Regions from separate parts of the Homo sapiens genome. Here region 2 is linked to region 1. Evidence: read pairs that join two places in POLR2A ChIA-PET (ENCODE). Cell type or tissue: Panc1. All regions are shown on one strand.

Region 1 (2,500 bases):
ATACTGATTTGTATGTAGTTTTCCCTTCTCCTTCTCTAATTATATCTTACTGTTTTTTACACAGCAGATACTCAACAGATTCTTCTTGCATGGTTGTCAGATTCTGAGATTGTCATCAAGAAGGATTGTAGTCTTTCTTGCACTTGAGATTGAGGTTTAAAGATCTGAGTTTGACTTGGTGATTTTTCAAAGGATCCAGTTCTTTAGGGTAAGAATGATGACTGCCTTGTATTAGAGGTTTCAGGATAAACCTGATCTGTTGCCTATTTGTCTTGGGAATTCACCTGGTGAAATGTATTAACAAGTAATTTGATCCATACTCCCACTTCGCTACTCTGTCCTTGCACTGTAGTCTTCTCCACATAAAACAAGATATATCATCAAATTTCAAATTTTTTGTTATGATTTTCTCTATTGAAGTTGTCTTTGTTGATGAAAATATCTTACATAACTTCCTTTGGAAGGTAGGGATACAGTTTCTTAACCTTTTCTGCTTTGGCATTGCACTGAATTTTAGAGAGACTGCTTTAGTTTTTGTGCCTATCATGGTGCCCAGCCTTTCTCACCAAGGGTCTGAGTAGATTTTTGTTGAATGAATGACTTCTTGTATTTTCTGTCAGTCTCCTGTGTTTGCCCATCCCCAAACCATCTCCATTTCCCGTTTCCTTCATCCTTACTCGTTATGTCAAGCCTCTGCAAACTGTGGCTTTCAGAACATCCCCTCCAGATTCCACTGTTTGAGGTCTTCGCCTTGCCCTCTTCATTTGCATCCTGCCCACTGGTGACCTATCCCCTCATGAGCCATGGCAAGATCCCTGTGGGTGCCCATGTTTCACTTTAGGATATGGAATGATGCCCAGCAACTATTATGGGTTTTGTATCCTAACCTCAAGTCTTTATCAATAAACTTTATTTTAGTAACTGCTTTAAAATATGCCTCACACTGGTTGGTTCTAGTCAAGTCAGAATTCTTCGTACTTCTTGTGTTTTAGCATTTAAAAATGACCTATGCTCTTCCCTAGAAGTCTTAAATATCCTAATATCTAAGATAGTTTAAGTACACTTTTACCTGGGGTTGGAGCTTGAACAGATACTTCTCAGGCCCCTCTTGGAGCTGACTCCACACTTGCTTAGTCTAAGAACCAGACCTGATGCTAATGAAAAAAAAAAGAACTTGAACTTCCCTTTCTTAAACCTCACCATGTCAAGGCACAGCCATGGGTTTGGAAATTTGGGGCATGACTACCGAATCCTTTGAAAACGTCTTAAGACTGGTATACATGAAGGGAATTCTAAAGTAGTCTTTCTCCTTAAGCTGATGAACTATTCATGAGTTTGTCTTTGAGAATCAGAATGCGCTGAAGTTGGGCTTGACGCCTTATTAGAGTCAATGATCCACTAAATCTTTATCCTTGGAAACAATCTGTGGATTCTCTTTGTAGCAATACCCTATAACAGAGAGGACTTACACACTCCCATGCATGCCAGAGAAAAGGCCTTGGACCCCACAGCCTCCCAGGAAGGGAGAGACATTTTCTCTGCCCGTTTTCTCTTTCTCCCCACCCCCACCCCCCTTAGAATGACCAAAGGCAGGCTTTGGCTGCGAATCACTTTATAGAAAGTGATATGAAGCATAAATGAGCTATAACCAATTTAAGGAAAGCTTGAAACTGGGCATTGGGAAATCTCTGCCAATATGTAATACTCTTACTAAATTCTGGCTTAGTAGCCGGCCAAAGCAGATTTATAGATAATCCCCATTTATGAAAATGTTCTACTGAGACCACTGTGCAGTTACATTTTAATAGTTTATGTGGTAACAATTTAGGCTCTTGTTATTCCAAGATACCTCACAGATGTAACGCGCGCAATATATATATATATATATATATATATATATATAGAGAGAGAGAGAGAGAGAGAGAGAGAGAGAGCGAGAGAGAGATAGAGTGTCAGAGAGAGAGAGAGAGATTGTTCGAGTCACTAACTAGAAAAGCCTAATCACACAAATGCCAAATAAATTATGTTGGCAGGTGGCCAGCTGAATTTAGACATAGGTTCTCTGTATTATTCAAAAGTCACTCCATGTTGATCTAACCACACCAATGAAAAGAAAATAAAGAAAATAAAAAGTGATTCCTGTTTCATGAGAGTGTAAGTCCAGTATCTTTATTTCTGGCACTCCTGGGCATGTCAGTTTACACTTTGCATATTATTTCCACAAAGAGAATCCACACATTTTTCCAGGGATAAAGATTTAGTGAGTACATTCACTCCTTTACATTGATGCTGAAAAGGAGTGAAGCTCACGTGTAGTGAGAAACGTGAATGTTTCCTGTAAGAAACTGATTCTCCAGTAGAGGGTGGTAGTGTTCTGTGCCCCCAGCCTCTATCTGCGACCCTTCTGGGCTCTGTTCAGATGAATGAACTGATAAACTATTTTAATTGAATATCTTATTCTCACAGTACATAATGTAAACAAAGGCCAAAAAGCATTTAT
Region 2 (2,500 bases), 280 kb after region 1:
CCAGGAGGCGGAGGTTGCAGTGAGCCGAGATCACACCACTGCACTCCAGTTTGGGAAACACAGTGAGACTCCGTCTCAAAAAAAAAAAAGTTCTGTCAAAGCTTTGAAGTTCTTTAAGCTCTTTCCAGCTGGGTATGGTGGCACCCATCTGCAGTCCTGGGTACTCAAGAGGCTGAGGCGGGAAGGTGGCTTGAACCCAGGAGTTCTGGGCTGCAGTCCACTATGCTGATTGGATGTCTATACTAAGCTCAGCATCAATATGGTGAACTCCAGAAAGGAGGGACCACCAAGCTGCCTAAGGAGGGGCAAACTAGCCCAGATCGGAAATTGACCAAGTCAAAACTCCCATGCTGATCAGTAGTGGGATCGTGCATGTGACTAGCCACTGCCCTCCAGCCTGGGCAACATAGCAAAACCCTATCTCTTAATAGAAAAAATTTTTTAAAGGCCTTTCCAGTGGTAAGAAATAAATTTGTTCTTCTTTGGCCATTGTTTTTTCTTTGCCCAAACACATCAGCAGAGGCACGAGGGAGCACCTCCTAGCACACCTAGCACAAGTGAGAGAGCTGTCTGTCCTTCTCTAAAGACAGCCAAATGCTGCTAGATCTGTAGCTTTGTTGTCCAAGGATGCCTCTCTTTCTCTGTTGCTGACGCAGGTGTACCTGCTGTAAAATGTTCTGAAAACAGGTCAGGAAGTCAGCTTCCAGATGGAATGGCCTTTTCCTTGAATCTCTGAATCTGCAACCCTTGAATGGAGAAAGCCTCCTTCCCTTGTCTCCAAGCAGCCCAAGAAGTGGATGTCCCATGAAAACTCATACATATTGGGAAGAAAAAAGTGCAACTAGGGAAAAATTGCCCCTGAATATAATGAACCTTGTCGTTTCATATCTGGGCCTACTCCGACTGAGGATAGAAAGTTGTCTTTCCATTTTTAGGCCTCACACATTACTCCTGTCTCCATTGCTGCTTTCTACCTGAATTTGGTTCCAGATTTTAAAAAATACACTATCAGAGCACTTTGGTTAATCATCTAACTCAGCAACACTGTTATAAGAAGGCAACATAGAGGCCGGGCGTGGTGGCTCACACCTGTACTCCTGGCACTTTGGGAGGCTGAGGCGGACGGATCACCTGAGGTCAGGAGTTTAAGACCAGCCTGGCCAACATGGTGAAACCCCGTCTCTACTAAAAATACAAAAGATGCATGGTGGCACGCACCTGTAATCCCAGCTACTTTGGAGGCTGAGGCAGGAGAATGGCTTGAGCCCAGGAGGTGGAGGTTGCAGTGAACCGAGATCGCACCACTGCACTCCAGCCTGGGTGACTGAGTGAGACTCTATCTCAAAAAAAAAAAAAAAAAAAAGAAAGAAAGAAAAAAAGAAGAAGAAGGCAACGTAGAATAAAATAACTTTCTGGAGGTCTGGGCTAGCAGGGGGCATTCAAGTGACTGCGCATGGGAAGTGTGCCTCATACAATCAGTGCCTTTGAATGACCACAAATGATGTTTCCTAGTTACCCTAATTTGTCTTAATTTTCAATGGCATACAGAGCCCTAAAGCCTTTCTAAGATCTCATTGTTTAATTTCAGGAACATCTGTACTGTATCTAAAGTGAGAAGCATGAGGCTGGGGTGTTGTGGAAAACATGAACATGAACACAGGCTGGGACTATGGGAGCAACTGAGGTGTGTAGGCTCCAAATGTCAGGCGATGCTCACTCTAGGGCTTACGCAAATGCTGACCCTGATAAAACAATCTCTGCCCTCAAAGAGCTTGAAGCCTGGAAGGGCAACACAGGCACGTAACTAATAGACTAGATTTGAGGCTTAAAGCAGACGAAAAAGTTCACAAAATAAAAGCAAAAAAAGGTGGCCCAAAGACCCAACTATAAAACCAAAAACTATAGAATTTCTTGAAGAAAATACAGGAGAAAATTTCCATGACCTTGGTTTAGGCAAAGGGTTCTTAGAATTGATACCAAAAGCATGATCCAGAGAAGGAAAGAAATTGATAACTTGGTCATCAAAATCAGGAACTTCTGCTCTTTAAAAGATGTTATAAGGAGAATGAAACAAGTCTGAGATTGGAAAAAGCAATTTTCAAATCACATATCTGATCAAGGACTTGAATCCAGAGAAAGTAGATAAAGAACTCTCAGTACAAAGTATTGCAAGGACGCAGAACAAGTGGAACTCGCACACTGATGGTGGGAGTACAAAAGGATACAATATTTTGGAAAACGGTTTGACAGTTTCTTTTAAAGATATACACCCCTAACATAAGACCCAATGACTCCACTCCTATGTATTTATTCAAGTAAAACCAAAACCTTAGTTCACACAAAAACCTGTACATGAATGTTTATACTGACTTTATTCGTAATCACCAAAAACTGGAAACTGCAAATATTCTTTAACTGGGGAATAAATAAACAAACTATAGTTCATCTATACAATGGAATATTACTCAACAACAAAAAGGGATAAACTTTTGCAACAACA

What was found. ChIA-PET counts read pairs that join two places held together with the same protein. Peaks named below come from ENCODE experiments on the same cell type or tissue, not always from the same donor. Only the 100,000 strongest peaks of a DNase experiment are listed, where the experiment ranks them.
Region 2: POLR2A ChIA-PET joins it to region 1 with 13 read pairs; 2 of 35 experiments call an interaction of 5 or more read pairs at or near these places.

The regions. Positions count from the first base shown.
Region 1 is chr10:114,703,706-114,706,205 of GRCh38, reverse strand. It overlaps a transcript of ABLIM1 not described here. Among named protein-coding and RNA genes, the nearest start is that of ABLIM1, 47 kb to the right of the region's middle. In Panc1, CTCF peaks have their summits at 2,182 and 2,394 (motif pointing right); no DNase peak of the experiment used is centred here; H3K27ac peaks cover 2,500 bases.
Region 2 is chr10:114,421,695-114,424,194 of GRCh38, reverse strand. It overlaps the pseudogene RN7SL384P. Among named protein-coding and RNA genes, the nearest start is that of AFAP1L2, 18 kb to the right of the region's middle. In Panc1, no CTCF peak of the experiment used is centred here; no DNase peak of the experiment used is centred here; H3K27ac peaks cover 2,152 bases.